Regions from separate parts of the Homo sapiens genome. Here region 1 is linked to region 2. Evidence: chromatin loops called from intact Hi-C (ENCODE). Cell type or tissue: IMR-90. All regions are shown on one strand. Links, peaks and the distances in the headings refer to the core of each region. The heading gives the core; the rest is flanking DNA. Region 1 overlaps CD47 (CD47 molecule). Region 2 overlaps CIP2A (cellular inhibitor of PP2A).

Region 1 (9,012 bases), core at 1,825-5,824, 490 kb after region 2:
AATTACTGTTATTTCTCATGTACTTTATTTTGTGTATTGATTTCAGTAGTTGTAGCTGAGGGTAATCCTTAAGAGCATGCAGATTTTAAAAATTACATAGATTGCCTTGCCAAGCCGTCTGAAAGTCATACTAGAAAATTTGATAAGAGCCTGCTGTTAACAACACATTGAGTTATTTTTATCTTAATGCTAAGTGGAGAATTACTTGAATTTATTTTTTTTGCTGCATTTAATGTTTTGATACATTCAATAAATAAGGATAAATCCACTTACTGAAGGACAAGAAAAGATCAATAAGAGATCCTTGAGGTTATTGGGTTCTATGGCATCTATTATATCAAATTCCTTGCCCTTTCACTATACTGAGAAATTTGACGACTGGGCTAGCAACAAGATACCTACCCCACATTAGCTGTGGTACCTGCTGAAATGTGACCATGTGAGCAAAGAAAATGAGCCAAAAGAAACTCTTTCTGAAGATTCACTGAAGAAAACCTGGAGATACTCTTTCATTAGTAGACCCCACAGAGACAGGTGGAGTGTCCGTTATCCAGAATGCCTGGGACCAGAAGTGTTTTGGATTTCAGATTTTTTCACACTTGGGATCCTCAACATGTGTATTTGTTGGAAATGGCTACTTAATTTAAGGAAAAGTTTAAGGTGGCCTGGAAAATAAGTAGTAGTTGAACTAATCAACAGGAACCAAAACTACTTTCAATATATAGTGTACTTATACTCAAAGAGAGACGGACCATTTTATGGTGGAACCCTGTCTATGGTAGTATTTTGTGATGTTTTATTTTTGTTGCTATTGTTTGCACTGTTTTCTCCTATAACAGCTCTTCTAAGCCTTAAGAGGATAAATTTTATATGAGATTCAAACTCTTATTTTTGTTAAGAAGGATGTAAGTCACCAGGCATGGTGGCTCACACCTGTAATCCCAGCACTTTGGGAGGCCGTGGCAGGTGGATCATGAGGTAAGGAGCTCGAGATCAGCCTGGCCAACAATGTGAAACCCCGTCTCTACTAAAAAAAAAAAAAAAAGAATTCAAAAATTAGCCAGGCCTGGTGGCGCATGCCTGTAGTCCCAGCTACTCGGGAGGCTGAGGCAGGAGAATCATTGAACCTGGGAGGCAGAGTTTGCAGTGAGCCGAGATTGTGCCACTGCACTCCAGCCTGGGTAACGGAGTGAGAGACTCTGTCTCCAAAAAAAAAAAAAAAGAAAAGAAAAAGAAAAATATAGAAGAAGAACATAAGTCAACCTTTTTCCATGAAATTATACTGTACTCTAAGGCAAATTCTTGTTGCTTGATCTTAGTAGCTTTTTTATGCATTGACTTAAACCTGGAAGAGTTTCTTATGAATGTTTGATTGACTGTGAGGTGCATTTGAAACAGCTTCTACTTTATAACCCTTTGCAGAACTTTCAAGCTCTATTTAGATAACAATATATATGGGATTAAAATGGAAAATGTGACATATGTCTAGAGAAAGTTCCTTTTTCTGTGTATGTGCCTTTTGTGACTTATACACTCAGTTTCATTCTAGCCAGCATTTGAGCCTAGAAAATAGGGAAGTTATGAAAACTCTGTGCCTTATAAGAAGGCAAGGCTATGACTGAGTATTAGACACATAAGTCCAGGGCTGGGCGGAAGTAATGAATCAAATAAAAACTTGGGGAACTTGCCATAGGATGTTTTCTGATTAATATGGGTTTCTCTTCTCTGATTAATGTGGATTTCAGTTACTCAACTGTGTAACTGAAATCCACATTAATAAATTGGTTATTTATTGCTTAGGACTTATCTCCCCATAAAGAGACTAAAATTGAGGTTATAAATTATGGGTAGATAGAAATTCCAGAAATATTTAGGTACCTGTCATATACCTTAAACATAGATTTTTATCACAATCATTTAGGGGCTTATTTATTGCTTTTACTTTATTTAATGTTTGTCACTGTAGAAGAAAAAAAACTAAATGCTAAATATAACATTTAAAATATTTTCCCCTTCATGACAGCCACCAATTGATTACTGTCATGGAGACTATCTCTATGTGGATGACACACAGCAGCATTTCAATCACACGCTGTTTCTTTCCGCTACTCAGTTTGCTTTTAGGTTGCCTTAAACAACTTCCTTGGTGAAAAAATCAACTTCAATATTAACCAAAATTTAAAAGATTCATATATAGTAAAAGAACTAATATTCGCAGATTGACCCATTCCATTCTTTCAGAGAAGGTATGAGATACTTGACAGTGGAGCTAGCAGCAGAAACAATAACATGTATGATGAATCCCATTGAGTCTTTGCAGTTTATTTTTATTAAAATATTTTAATTGAACAATTTAAGCTTTTTTTCTTCATCAGGATTTCACAAGGGTGTAATCTGCCCAGTTTTATTCTGTCATTTTTTTCAAAACAAAATAACTAGATTTCCAGATTGTTTACTAATTTTTTATAAGGTAGGACAAAATTCTCTTTTTCTCAATATTGTTAATTAACCCATTATTTCCCATTAGTATTATGTACATCAGTGTTGTGTTGTCACTTGGAGTGGTTTTGCTCATCGGGGGCATTGACAATGTCTGAAAACAGTTTGATTAACATAACTGGCATCTAGTTACTAGCATCTAGTATGTAGAGGCCAGGGATGCTCCTCAACATTCTATATTATGCAGAGCAGTGTCCCCCCTCCCCCCAAAAACTTATCTAGCTCAATTTATTAGTAATACATCAACCGAGAAAGACTGATGTATAGAACCTCATTTGTTAGTGTAGGAAAATAAGGTGTCACCTATAAATTCACCATCCATATTTATACTGCCGTGACGTTATCCATTTGCTTATGAAAGAGATGTGAGGTGACTTGATGATATTAAGGAGTTGTTCCTCATAAGTTATTACATTATAGTACTTCTGTCAGTTTGTCTCTGTACCTTACAAGTTATTAAAATGGCTTCACTTGTGATTGAGTTCATATAATTCTTTGTTTTTCTTTTTTAAGCACTTAAATATAGATCCGGTGGTATGGATGAGAAAACAATTGCTTTACTTGTTGCTGGACTAGTGATCACTGTCATTGTCATTGTTGGAGCCATTCTTTTCGTCCCAGGTAAGATGTGCAGTTCCTAGGCAGGAACGCAGGAGGTAGATGAGTGCATTCCAAGGTGAGGAGGGCTGCATTAGTTTCCTAGGGCTGTTGGAACAGATGACCACAAACTGGGTGGCTTAAACAATAGCAATTCCCTTTCCATGCTGGAGGCCATAAGTCTGAAATCAGGACGTCATCAGGGCCACACTCCCTCTCAAGGCTGTATGGAAGAATCCATTTCTTGGCTCTTCTAGCTTCTGGAATTTGCTGAAGAATGACAGTGTTTATCATTCCTTAGTTTGCGGCAGCATAACTCCACCCTCTGCCTCTCTGGTCACATTGCCTCCTCCTTCCTCTATGTCTTTGCCTCTGTGTTTTTGTTAAATCTCCCTCAGCCTCTCTCTTATGAGCACATTTGTCATTGGAATTAGAGCCCACTCATATAATCCAGGGTAAGCTCCTCCTTTCAGATCCTTAACTTCATCATATCTTTTGCCATATAATGCAGTATTCACTCTTTTGCTGTATTAGGTAATATTCACAGGTTTTAGGGATTAGGAGGTAGAAATAATTTTAGGGCCATCATTCAACTCACTACAGAGGCAAACTTCATTGGCCAAGACATGAAAGTAGAATGAATGTGGGAACCAAGTCTGGAAATTGGCAGTTGCATTTGGAGGATGGGAATGTGAGTGGGAAATGAGGATATGTAGCACATGTAAAGAAAAGCAAAGGAAGGCTGGGACTCAACCTAATAACTATAGCACACCATCGTTTGTGGAGAAGAATGCAGTGCAGGTGTAATATTTAGGAACATGGGCTTGGCAGCTCTATTGGTATCTGAAGTTAGTGAAGACAGCAGGAAGAAGGAGGTGAATTCAGAAGACAACTTGAAGGAACAATTGATTTGACTTTGGGGCATACTGAATACAGCAGATGAAGGGAACAGTAAAAGATGAATACACAGTTTCTCACTGGAATTCTGTAAACTAGTTAAGAAGGAGGCAGAGCCAATTCAAGGTTTCAGCATGTTGAAACTTAAATGTTGAGATTTAGATGTCTTAAGTTTGGTCTTAATCAAAAAATAGTCACTAATTTTGTGTGAGGTTTTCAGGGAAACGTATATTTTTAAAATTTTCACAGTTGTCAAGCACAGAATTTAGATTAGTACATTTAAAAAGTATGTAGGAAAATATTTTAAATGTTTTTATTTATTGACAGGTGAATATTCATTAAAGAATGCTACTGGCCTTGGTTTAATTGTGACTTCTACAGGGATATTAATATTACTTCACTACTATGTGTTTAGTACAGGTGAGTTTTCATTGTTACAGTATGATTTTGTCTACCTTTTTCATTTACAAAACAGCAGTTTTGGTGAAAATGCTCATATAAATTTTTTACAACTCAATAAGAGTAGGTTTATTAAAAGATTTTTCATGCTATTCTTAGTGACATTTTCCCATTCATATTAATTTTAAGGTTATTCTAGGTTAGCTGTTTTGTAAAAAGTGACTTTCATATGTATTTGATGCCAATCAGCATAATTTTAAATTATGCCATATAACTTCTTAATGATTATTTTCATATTCTAATTTCAGTTTTTTGAAGTTATAAGTGGATGTTAAACGCAGTCTTTCTCTTCTTTTGCTAAGCTTCTGCTTCTGCATTAAGAAGACTGGTTCTATAAAATGGAATTATGAATCACAAATAGTAGAAACATATTTGTTTTAATTATTAGCAAACCTTAATACTGTAGTTTTAAGAGATGGTATGGAAATCCAAACTATAATCAGTATCATTTTCACTGCATTTTGAAAGTAGATCACTACCATATTTAGTTATTACTATTAAAGAGTCACATTTAACACTTGGTCTTAGAGCCTATCTCTGGCTCGTTGTACATTGGAAAGGTATTAGTTTGTTATAAAATGACATCTAGAGATAGAGAGCATGATGTTTACAGTCAGGTATTTGCATAATGGTTCCCTCAGCAAGAGCAATTCCATGTGCATGTGGAGAAGACATTCATAATAGCCATTCATATTGTAAAATGCACAAGTGTGGTAAAAGCAGCATTGTTCTAAGATTTAGGGTAAAAACTTCCAGTCCAGCTTAGCTGACTGTGAAAATTAAAGGCTGCCGAATGTGTGAATTTGGAGCTGACTACTTGTGTGGAAGGGTTAGATCACTGAGTTAACATCTACCGTCAAACAATGAACTCCAGAGTCAGTCTTTGGTCTTAGGAGATCCCTGATTATACCAAATGCAAGTGGAAGTTATTGCTTTTTAAATACTCTTGACATGCTTCTGTTACATCCTTTTCCTTCCTCCAGCGATTGGATTAACCTCCTTCGTCATTGCCATATTGGTTATTCAGGTGATAGCCTATATCCTCGCTGTGGTTGGACTGAGTCTCTGTATTGCGGGTAAGAGTCATCTTTCTGTAGACCTAATTTGGGTTACTTTTGGACAGAGCTCTTCTTCCTTTTTCTTTTTCTTTCTCTCTTTTTAAAAATATATAGACTTGATTTTTTTTTTTAGTGCAGTTTTTGGTTCATGGCAAAATTGAGTGGAAAGTACATTCACATGGATATTTTTATGTGGACATAAGTTTTCAATTCCATTTGGGCAAATACCAAGGAGTGCAATTACGGGACTGTAAAGAGTATGTTGAAATAAACTGCCAAACTCTCTGTATCAAAATAGCTGTACCATTTTGTATTATCACCACCAATAAATAAGAGTTTTTGTTCATTCATATACTTGACAGCATTTAGCATTCTGAGCTTTTCTTTTTAAACTTCCAATTTACCCCAGTGGTAATAGTGCTTTCCTCCTCGCTACAAAGATATTAGCTGTATATATGGCTTGGTGGCTGATTGTTCTAGCACCCAAACTGATATGCCTGTATTTGTGGAAGAGCTTTTAAAATAACTGGGCTCAAATTGGTTGGAGCCTTAGACTTGAAACACCAGTTCCCATTTCTTGATATGATAAGGTATGTGTTATGCAAAGGAGGGCTTTGTTCTTCTAATAATTTTGAGTCATTTTACTGGTTAAGTTAATAAACATATATGGATAATTTTTGTTTTTTGATCGTTAGAATAACTCTCTTAAAACTTGGGATTATTACTGTTTTTTAGTAAGTTATTTCATATGCTTTTCTAATACAGAATTTTATTTGTTTTTACAGCGTGTATACCAATGCATGGCCCTCTTCTGATTTCAGGTTTGAGTATCTTAGCTCTAGCACAATTACTTGGACTAGTTTATATGAAATTTGTGGGTAAGTCAATCTTATTTTCATTAACCTATGCCAATAATTTCAGATATATCACTTAGAAAATGCTTTTTAGTTTGTTCTTCCAGTTTAGGACCAAAAATGAGAAAATACAATTGGAGTGATTCGAGGATAATTAAAGAGGGTAGAAGACATATAGGATTTTTAGTTGGTTCTTCCAGTTTAAGACCAGAAGTCAGAAAATACAATTGGAATGATTTGAGGGTAATTAAAGAGGGTAGAAGACATATAGGATTAATGAAAATTTGGTTTCCAAAGTAGTTTAAAGGAAAATGGCTTTATCTATTAGAATGTGTACCTTTTTATACTAAGTAAAAGGGGAGAGATCTTTGAGGATCCATTTTAAGTAATAGAATAGGATTTTTAATTGTTCCAGTGTTTCTGTGATAGAGCTGTCCTGCACAGACCTGTTTGTTTGTCACTTGCTCTTTTTCTTGCAGACATAGACACCCCAGACAGGAATTAAAATTCACAATCTATCAATTTTGTTCATTTAAAGAGCAGTGACCTCTAATGCATGACTTTAAAACAGTTCTAGTTAAAACCAATATAATGAAAACATTGAGTTTCAAAATTTAGGCTTTTACTCCTTTTAAAATCAATTATTAGTAAGTATGGAATTTACTTCATTGTTTCTAACTTGTATATTTAATCTGCCAATTTTCAAGTAACATTTCTGCATAAATTCTTATTTTTTATTGAGATATATGTACACAGAGAGATATTTTCAATTGTGCCTGAAACTAATGTTATCTTACCTAAGCTCAAGATGTTCCCAATAATGTAATTTATATTAGTTTCCGTTTTTTAAAAAAATTATATTTTTATGAAATAAAACATACTCTTAACCACCTATCAAAATAATCAAAAGTTATAAATTAATGGAGTAAAAAAATAGTGTTTCTGCTTTGCTTTAGGTAAACTTTGCTGTATGTGTTTCTAAAACTTAATACGAAACTTGAATTGTTATAGTCAAATAATTTCTCATATGACTCACATAATAGTTTCAAAAAACTTTTACCTTTATTTCTGAACTTTGGTTCTTGATGATTGTTAATTGAATTCAATTCTGTCATATATTCTGTGTCTTTCTTTAATTAATGCTTATTAGATAAATAATTAAAATACTTAACTAAAATCTGCGTATCCTTAGCATATGAGTTCATAAGTCTTAGTTGTTGCTCAATGAAATTTTCTAATTTTATACCACATAATGCCATAAAATACAATGGAGACATCTAAAGCAGAATGGAATTCATGTGGTAGCTACAGTGAACATCTTGAATGTTGGTGCATATTCTATTTTTGTTACATCTTCCAATCACCATGTGTCTGGTTCTGGAAGATGACACTCCTGGTTTTGTTGCTCCCCACAAATGCCTGAGAATAGTGTGTGATTTGCAGTATCCATACAACTCTGGTGAAGTAGTATGAGATACCTTTGGCTGACGGGCAGCACGCTCTTATTTTTTCCTCACTATCTGGGTTGTCCTCCCTTTTACTCCCATGCCACCCCATGCCTTCCATATCTAGCATAGAATGATCTTCAGTACAGTTGCCAGCAGGTCTGGTGACAATGTCTCAAGTGGAACTAAGCATTGTCTATCTGCCACCTCCTTAACTTCACTCTCCTGCCTTCTCCATCACTTACGTTCCTCCAAGCCTGTGAAACCACTGTACTGTACCTGTCACTGTTCTGACATTAAAATTAAAATGACTTAAATCTTGACAAGTACCCCAAATTATTTTTTCTTTGTCATAGGTTAGCATATAAGTATACTATATGCTAAAATTTATGCTATATGTTTAAAATTTAGTGCAATTTTATTGATAGTGTCCTAATTTTATTGATAGTATCCTAAATTAACTTTTTAAATCAACTTGTCTGATGCCAGGGTTCAGAGGGACACCTACAGTCAGTTGAAAGGCAAGAAGAGACAAGGTACAGGAAAGTTGCTCTTTAGATAACATGGTAGACTAGGAGGAACATTAATATGGTTTGCTTATATAATCTGACTGTGTAAATCTGAATCTATGTAACATTAAGGTTGCAAATTTGAGCGTTTATATTAGGAAGTTAAAATTTTAAGTGTCTCCAAAATAATTTTTACTCATTGCACGTGTTCTGTTTTAGAAAAGCCTAATGATTGTGTTTTGATTTAAATGCAATAAAATCCTCAAATAGTTAAAAATCCAAGCTTTCTCTTCAAGAAGAAGTTAATGTCGCTATGAGATTTTTAACTTTTATAATTTTTATTATTTCCAACTTTAAATTTGTAGCCTTAATTTGCTATTTTAAAGAGTAGGCCTTTCACTTTCTACAACTTTCTGTGAAAGTGACTTTCACTTTCTATTTTTTAACTTTTTAAACTGTGTTGTATTTTTTTTCTTTTATTGGAAGCATTTTAATTTTATAAGATGAGAAAAAGGACTGGGCACAATAACTTAATGTGAAAGCATAGAAAAGATTACAAGAACCTAACCAAACTCACTAAAGTTGGGCTTGTTGTTTGTAGAGAACGTTTATATAATTATAAGGATCAATACTTTCTCATTTTTAAAGCCATTACCAGTTAGTTCAATATAAGGGCATATAGTGTTTTGATACA
Region 2 (9,012 bases), core at 2,709-6,708:
TTTTCTGAGACCCGAAAATCCTTTTGTAAGCATTTCATATATTCTGATAACACATGAGGTAAGTAATTAGCAAGAAACTTAAGTCATTGTGAAATGAAGTGTTGCTTCCTCAAACTCAGTATCAATGTTGGAAACAAAATACAGGTCTTTCCAGTTGACTTCTTTTATGTATTCATAACAGTCAGCAGTCATTTGGGAGATAAGCTCCACAAGGACAAGTTTGTCTGTTTTGATCACTGACAGATCCCTAGGGCCTGTAGGAGTGCTTGCTGCATAGTTAGGCACTTCATTAATAATTTTTAAATAAACTTAGTTGTCAAATTAGTATTAGGTTGAATGGTCATTTCTGCAGATCAAAAGTAGTTGAATATTGGCAATTTCATATCATTCTGCCTAATAGAATGGAAATTTAGGTGTAAGTGTTTAACTCATCTCTTAATATCCTTGATTATAGTTTACTTCCATGTGTGATTACATCTGTAGAATAAGTTCACATAGGTGAATTGCTAAGTTAAAGGGTATGTATATTTAATATTTTGATAGATATTTCTAAATTTTCCTCCAAAATGTGATACAGATTGAGTGTCCTTTTTGAACACAATGGTAGCACTCAAAAAGTTTAATATTTTGGAGCACTTTTGATTTTAGACTGATTTTGGATTTTCAAATTAGTGTTGCTCAACCTGTACCAATTTGTGTGCCTACTAGCAAAGTTTGATTGGTTTTTCCTCCCTTATAAACTCTTTTATCTTTTTAGGCCAGTTGTAAAACTTCTGAATTACAGGGAAGACCAGGAACAATTATGTATTTTCTACCAACCCATAAAAGTAAATACACTCTGGGGGAACTTGTTTATTGCTTTATATTTTAAGATTGTTCTATGTTGTTAATACAGAGATATAGAAATTTTTAGCTTGGCATGGTACATATGCTTATTTCCCATCAATAATAATGAAGGGTGAGAAATGAATAGTATCTAGAAAATGATGACAAAGTGATTTTTTAACAGGATATTTACCCCAGCAACTTTTTACAAAGTCTGATTGTTTGAGGCACCACTGATAAAGTGTAGTATTAGTGATAAGCCAAGTTGAGAACGTCAGCAGTGAAGAAAATACGTTATAGAACTGAAATGGGTTCCATTTGCTCAATACAGTAAAACCAGGTATCTGCACCAAGGTTTGCAGTGATAGAAAAAAAGGCTTTTACTGCAGGGTGCCAAGTAAGGAGGAGCAGGCAGCCAAATGCTCAAATACTGACCTCCCCAATAGCTTGCAAGCAAGGATTTTTAAAGGCGAGTAAATTTCAGGAAAGTGGAAGTTACAGACAAAAATCATAAATAAATAGTTAAAGGTTATACATTGGTTTAAGTTTAAAGGACAGGATATTGTGAAGCAGGGGCTTACAGGTCATGGGTAGACCCAAAGATTTTTCGATTTGCAGTTGGTTAAGGAAGAGCAGCTTTGTTTAAACATTTGGGGTCAGTAGAAAAATGTTAACTAGCTAGGGAGAGTGACTTTGTTCAAGACCCTGAGAAAGAAACTTAGAACAAAGAACAGTGGTTAAAATTCAGCCTTCATTTTCTCCTTACCTGAGCTCTACTTGTCAATGGATCTGGTCAGTGGGCTTCCTCAATGAGGGTCCGGGTCTCTGAAATACAACTCAGGGACATGTGTTAAGTTGTTTTCTTTAAGTTCTATAAAGAATCAAGTATCACTGGTACTCTTAAGTTTGTTAACTTTGATTTAGGCTACTATTACCTTCCTGTTTAACAAGTTACTTATTTACTTCTAGGGCTATCTAGGTCCCTGGAATTTCCCTTGAGTGAACTCAGGATTTTCCTTTATTTTCCAGCTTGAGGTCCTCAGACCTCCTAAAAAGGGGATACCTGCTTTGTCTCACATAGAGAACCTAAGAGATAGGCAGCGTCCAAGAAAAATACGTGGTTTCTAAGACCTGCTTATGTTCCAGCTAGTGATTTAGGGGCTAGAAGGTGAAATTCCTTGAATGGACAAGTGGATAACATGTAAATGAAGCTGGCTGGGGAAAAGGTCATTTGTAATGGTCAGGACTGTCTAAAGGCACTCAAACTCAGATTGTTAAAATTCCTGTATGGATTAGATACAAAAACTGCTGGCCAAGTTTGGCTACTGGTTTTTTTTGTTTGTTTTGGTTTGGTTTTTGGGTTGCTTTTTAAAAATCTTTGTGCTTAGTGAAATAAAAAAGACATTTTATGCTTATGGTAGTTGAGTATCAAAGTATTACTTTAGAAAGGATTTTTTTCTGTGTTTACCTTGCAGGTAAAATACTTAGGACTATTAGATGCAGAGTTTTAAAGAGACAAATGTAGAACCCTAAACTTATTTATAGCAAATTATGTAATGCAATATCATCTGTAAAATAAGGCTTTATATCCATAAATATGAGATTAATGCCCCACACATTTCTATTTCATAGTAATTTTTACCACATCAGTCAACCAAAACATGTATTTACTGCCTTTTAGAGTAGATGAAATTCTGTTTATGTCCTGCTTGTTCATAACATTCCTTCTCTTCCAGCATATGCAATTTGGTTAGAAGAGATAGTAAAGAAAACACTGTGAGCTTCTTTTCTCCTTCATATGTTTTCCTCCATAATGATGCCAACTCATTTTCTTGTCTTTTCAGAAATGAAAGTACTGAAAAGAAGAATAAAGATTTACAGATCACATGTGATTCTCTGAATAAACAAATTGAGACAGTGAAAAAGTTGAATGAGTCACTCAAGGAACAAAATGAAAAGTAAAATCTCTAGTTCTATATTCTGAATATGTGGGATTTTTCAAAAACAAAATGATTCCCTTTATATAGAACATTGTTTTTTATTGATAAAATTAATAGAATTGTCACTTATTTTAGATATAAGATATGTATTTGGTGGAAGTTACAGGCAATTGCTGTTCTTAGAAATTTTGTTTTAAAGGCTGGGCATGGTAGCTCACGCCTATAATCCCAGCACTTTGGGAGGCTGAGGTGGGTGGAGCGCATGAGGTCAGGAGTTTGAGACCAGCGTGGCCAACATGGCGAAACTCTGTAAATACTGAAAATACAAAAATTAGCTGGGTGTTGTGGCGGGTGCCTGTAATCTCCGCTACCCAGAAGGCTGAGGCAGGAGAATCACTTGAGCCCGGGAGGCAGAGGTTGCAGTGAGCACAAGATCATGCCACTGCACTCCAGCCTGGGTGACAGAACGAGACCTTTTTTTTTTTTTTTTTTTTTTTATATTTTTAGTAGAGACGGGGTTTCACCATGTTAGCCAGGATGGTCTCGATCTCCTGACCTTGTGATCTGCCCGCCTTGGCCTCCCAAAGTGCTTGGTAGGGAGAAAAAGTTACAAATGGTATATGGTTCATTAATGTTTTCTTCTATTTTTTTTAATAACTTCAGAAGTATTGCCCAATTAATAGAGAAAGAAGAACAGAGAAAAGAAGTACAGAATCAGCTAGTAGACAGAGAACATAAGCTAGCAAGTAAGTGGCTTCTTATTTAATACATTTTCTATTTTTAATGTATTTATTTTGGAAGCATGAGTGGTTTTGTTTGCTTTTTTATTTTCTACTTATTGTTTTAAACTTTAAATCATATTTGGAATGGCTTCCCTTTTCTTGACATAATGTTTCACAAAAGCAGTTCGGTTTAATCAAGTTGAAAAAGTGGTACGTTTTTTAAATTTAGGAGCTATAAGAAATTGGCCAGGCACAGTGGCTCACTCCTGTAATCCCAGCACTTTGGGAGTTGGAGATGGGTAGATTGCTTGAGCTCAGGAGTTTGAGACCAGCCTGAGCAACATGGTGAAACCCCATCTCTACAAAAAATACAAAAATTTAGCCAGGTGTGTTAGTGTGCACCTGTAGTTCCAGCTACTCAGGAAGCTACAGTGGGAGAATCTCTTGAACCTGGATGTCAAGGCTGCAGTGAGCTATGTTCACGCCACTGCACTCCAACCTGGGTGACAAAGCAAGACTGTCTCAAAAAAAAAAAAAAAAAAAAAAAAAACAAAAGGAAAGAGATGATTGACCATTTAATTTAATTTAATTTTTTTATTATTTCAACTTTTAGAATCAGGGGGCATGTGTGCAGGTCTGTTACACTGGGTATATTGCATGACACGGATGTTTGGGGTATGGATCTCATCACCCAGGTAGTAAGCATAGTACCAAATAGGTAGCAATAGGTAATTTTCAACCTCCTGCCAACTCTAGTCTGCAGTGTCTATTGGTTCCATCTTTAAGTCTGTGTGTACTCAATGTTTAGTTCCCACTTAGAAGTGAAAACTTGGAGTATTTGGTTTTCTGTTCCTTCGTTAAATCACATAGGATTATGGATTGCCCTTTTCAAAATAAAAAAATGTTGAAGGAACGTAACAGCAGGTGGCAGTATTAGGTAACTTTTAGTTACTAGCTTCTTAATGGTATATTTGAAATGATCCTGAAAAACATTTTTGTTCTCACTTGCCTTAGAGCGCAGGCACCTACCTATATAATTTTTCATAGTTGTAGCTCTCCCTTTTCTAACCCTTACACTTTTGAGAATTGTCCTTTACCTATATAGCATATTATATTTAGAACAGAGGATGGAAGAAAGACATGGAGATTTGGTATTTTCTATAGAATACTGTCATAAGAGAAGTTTCTCTTCCTTGTTCTAGTTATTTCTCTTTTGCTCTTACAGTAGCTACTAGACCATTTCAGAGTAGTCAGTGTAAGACCTCTGAGTATAATACTTGACTTTTTTTTCTTTTAAGATTTGCATCAAAAAACAAAAGTACAAGAAGAAAAGATTAAAACCTTACAAAAGGAAAGGGAAGATAAGGAAGAAACCATTGATATCCTTAGAAAAGAATTAAGCAGAACAGAACAGATAAGAAAAGAGTTGAGCATTAAGGTAAGAATCTGTTCCATTTCTCATTTGCAGTAAAATAAAAAAGTCTGTTGTGAAAAGGGTGAATATGGATAAAGGAATGTACTGTTTCTTCAGCAAATTTTTTAGAAGATATTAGGATCTCAAAGCAGCTTGAGTATCATTTGTTATGAGGTTTTCATAATGTATTTTCTAAAATAGTTAAGCAGTTATTAAACAGATACTTTGTGTCAGCACCTGGTATTTTCAAGTGTGCAAAGAATACAGAAAGGGGTTACCAGTACTTGATGTCATATATAGGTAGCTGTATAATTTTCACTTTAACAAATATTATATAATGTGTTAATAAATATTTTCAACTTACAACTGAAGAAACTGAGTCTGAGGTTACTTACTAAAGTCACACAGCTAATAAGTGAATCAATAGGTATATATTCTGAATCTGAGTCCGGGGTTCTTTCTATATTACCATGGTTGCATAGCTTGAGTGGTAGCTATGAATTGTACTTTCTGGCCCGTTTACTACCAGGAAGATGAGAACAGACTAGGATTAAAGACTGATCTACTACTACTACTGAGTAACAGAAGAGGCATAAAATTTAGTACCACATTTACAGTTTTTCTGGTTCTGCTTTAATGTGATTATCTTATTAGTAATTTTAATATGTAGTGTGTAGTATTTTCTGCAAAATTTCAGCTGCTGGCATTAACTTAAGACAAGTTGAAAGTGTATTCTCAATTTGTATTATATTGTTTAATGATTATTCATTTTAAACTTACCATGTAATTGAATTAACTGAAGTATAATATTTATAGTATGTCTTGAAATGGTTGTTGTACAATAAAAAATAAAAGCATCTTAAAATATATGTATAGAGAAAACATTAAAGTTATTTTTCTTCTCAATTCTTCCTCCTCCCCCAACCCCAATTCCTTAGGCTTCCTCCCTAGAGGTTCAAAAGGCACAATTAGAAGGTCGTTTGGAAGAGAAAGAGTCCTTGGTGAAACTTCAGCAAGAGGAATTGAACAAACACTCCCACATGATAGCAATGATCCACAGTTTAAGTGGTGGAAAAATAAATCCAGAAACTGTGAATCTCAGTATATAGACATTATGGCATTTTGGAATTTGTAATCTCATGATATTTTTGATGTATTTATCTATTGGAGGGGGGGTGGGTAGGGGAGTTAATTTGTGACTTCGTAACAATAAGAAGTTATTATCTAATTTAGTAAAGACCCTGATCTGTTGCATGTTTTTTATTTGATAGTTTGAATAGAAATTTAATTTTCTAAGTTTTACTTTTTGTTTCTGGCTTTTATGGCTTAAGGTTTTCTTTGGTTCTTACATTAGAAAATCATTTTTAACCTCCATTATCATTTTTCTAAGGTTCTTTCCTTTTTCTTAGTTGCTTTCTATTCTGTTTTGCCTGTCTTATTTATTCTCATTTGTGATTATTTAGATCTTAAGACCAAACTTTCTTGGTATAACAGTCCTAAAGATTACAAAATAAAAATATAGAGAGAGTAAAAGTAAAAAGTAAAGTAAAAAGAGAGAAGGTATGATTTTACTGCTAGAGAAGTTTGTCTCTGAAGAAGCACAAAAGAAAATATTAGTGAATTTAAAATAATTTTTATACTGCTGTAGCATAATTTCTAAATTTGAAAAAAATGCAATGGTAATAAAATGTATAAAAATTAGAAAACTGTCATTGTGTTAAACTATTACATTTAAATGATTACATTTAACACAATAGCTGTCTCATAAAAAATCTAAGAACTTGTAGAATTATTTGTAAGGTATATTTAGTGTTTTTTTCTCTTTTTTCAAATGTTGCATAGTGGTCCAGATCATCTATAATTAATTATAAGTTTCTTATGATTTACATAAGGATAATTTGGATTCTACTCTTGCTGCATATTCAGAAAAATATTATTTACTGTTAATTCTGATATGAATTGTATTTAATTTGTTGTCCTAATAGTTTTTAATTGGTTCATTTAATTTTAAAGCATAGGTTAAATATCTTTATTTTTTTTAAAATACAAGGGTCCTTCTGTACTTTTCATTTGAATCATATCCTCTAACTACTCTGTAAGAAACGTTTTTACATCAATATTTTGATTGATTTTATTGCTATACCAATACAGTCATTAATTTTACTTGGTGTTTTCTTCACCATATGTCTGTTTGATTTAAGTGAATTTAGATTTGTACAGTTCTGGAAATTTTTTAAAAAATATTATGCAGAGTAAAACATTTTAAATTACTATTTGTTCTATAGAGGAGATACATTCTGTTTCTCTTTTGAAATTGCATGCATTTTCAACCAAATATGAAAAAGTTTAAGTGGATAGATAAGACTGAAGAATAAAAGGGTCTATAAAATAAAAGAGACAAAACGTTAAAGAAAGAAATGAATGAATGAACCAAAAATTCTAGGGAAAATCAATTTATCTTTCCAATTTAGACATCTTGAGACAGCCTAGCCTAGTGCTACCCTATACAATTTTCTGTGATAATGACAGTGTTCTATGATGTCCAGTCCCATAGCCAGTGGCTAAAAGTGGCCATTGAGCACTTGAAATTTGGCCTTTGCAACTGAAAAAACTAAATTTTTGATTTTATTAAATTTAATTTTGATAACCATCCTGTTAGATAATGCAGATCTGTCCCATTCTCACAAGTATGTGTTTAAAGAACTCAATTTGCCTTTTCTTAAAGATCTATATAAATAATTACCCCATTATATATATGTAGTAGCCCTTTCTTAATGTAATTTTAACCTGTTTATTTCTAATCTTCTCTCCCTAAAGAAGAAAGTCCGTACTGCAGCTTTGAAGAAGGTGAGTACTAATCATCATCCTTCATCTCTTTCTGTCTCTTGTAACACCTTTCATATTGTTTCTGTTGTTTTTCTGAGTGCCTTTACTATATCAGTTACTTTTTTTTTCTTGTTGGACTGTGTACCTCATATTAAAAAAGCAAAAGTGTGTGTAAATATTTTTTTTCTAAAAAAAAAAATTTAATCAAATTTGAACCACCACCATAGTCAGGGTTTTGTATGTGTGTATGCATGTCCATTTCCTAATGGAAAAAACAAAACTTAGGAAGTGCATCATTATATTAGGATTACTCGCATCCTCTTAAAATTTTGCTGGGGAGAGTTTGTCTCCAAAGTATACATTAACACAGTTCCGTTACTATTTACACTTGCCACTTGAACAAATAGACACATCTCATAAAATTTGGTTGGTTAAAGTTTATATTAAATTGTTCATTAATTTAATGTCAGGAAAAAAAGAATGAAACTGTATGCTGTGTCTTAGGAAATTATCAGGTCAGTGTCCATTTGGGTCTATTTACTTATATATTATAAGGACTAGTTACTTAAGAATAAAAAGAGATTCTGTCATGAGTTAGCACTGTCAGTTAAATGAAAATATGTTTGAATTTCTACTTCTACCTTTGGTCATTCATTCATATGTTACAGGTACTTATCAAGTTATATTTCCTAAAACTCAAAGTCTTACTGTAATTTGATTCTTTTCCTGCCTTCAAATAGTTATGAACTATATTTACAACTTTGCTTTTGGCATATATACCATCGTACCAGCCATGTGTCCTGTTTGTGACTTAATCCTTTGCAAGATTTAGCAAACATTTTCTGTAAAGGGGCAGATAGTAAATATTTTAGGCTTTCTGGAACATAGTTTCTGTCACAACAACTCAACCCTGCTATTGCAGCACAGAAGCAGCCATAGACAATACATAAATGATTAGTCATGGCTGTGTTCCATTCAAACTTTAGTAACAAAACTAGTCAAAACTTTGCTATTAGATGTTACATTTACTTATTAAGAAATGTCTTTTTATGTTTGGTAATCTTTATCTTGAGGTCTATTTTATTTGATAATAACATAGCCACTTAGTCCTTATTATGTTTTCTGTTGGCCTGATATATCTTTTTCTATCAGTTTACTTTTAACCTGTTATGTTTATATGTAAAATTCATGACTTGTAAACAAATAGAATTGGGTCTTGCTTTTTTATCAATTTTGACAAAATAAGTCCTTTAACAATCCACTTAGAGTTAATATTGTACCACTT

What was found. Peaks named below come from ENCODE experiments on the same cell type or tissue, not always from the same donor. Only the 100,000 strongest peaks of a DNase experiment are listed, where the experiment ranks them.
Region 1: a loop joins it to region 2, with 3 times the contacts of the local background. A loop is called at or near these places in 1 of 110 quality-filtered maps.

Annotation. Positions count from the first base shown.
Region 1 is chr3:108,054,853-108,063,864 of GRCh38, reverse strand. CD47 (CD47 molecule) reads left to right here. Exons shown (of 11, transcript NM_001777.4): 4 at 3,013-3,120; 5 at 4,321-4,413; 6 at 5,436-5,528; 7 at 6,296-6,388. Among named protein-coding and RNA genes, the nearest start is that of CD47, 32 kb to the left of the region's middle. In IMR-90, for the core only: no CTCF peak of the experiment used is centred there; a DNase peak (open chromatin) is centred at 3,344; H3K27ac peaks cover 469 bases.
Region 2 is chr3:108,548,147-108,557,158 of GRCh38, reverse strand. CIP2A (cellular inhibitor of PP2A) reads left to right here. Exons shown (of 21, transcript NM_020890.3): 18 at 2,670-2,783; 19 at 3,429-3,511; 20 at 4,786-4,925; 21 at 5,840-7,295. The coding sequence ends at 6,010. It also overlaps a transcript of MYH15 not described here. Among named protein-coding and RNA genes, the nearest start is that of CIP2A, 37 kb to the left of the region's middle. In IMR-90, for the core only: a CTCF peak has its summit at 4,416 (motif pointing right); no DNase peak of the experiment used is centred there.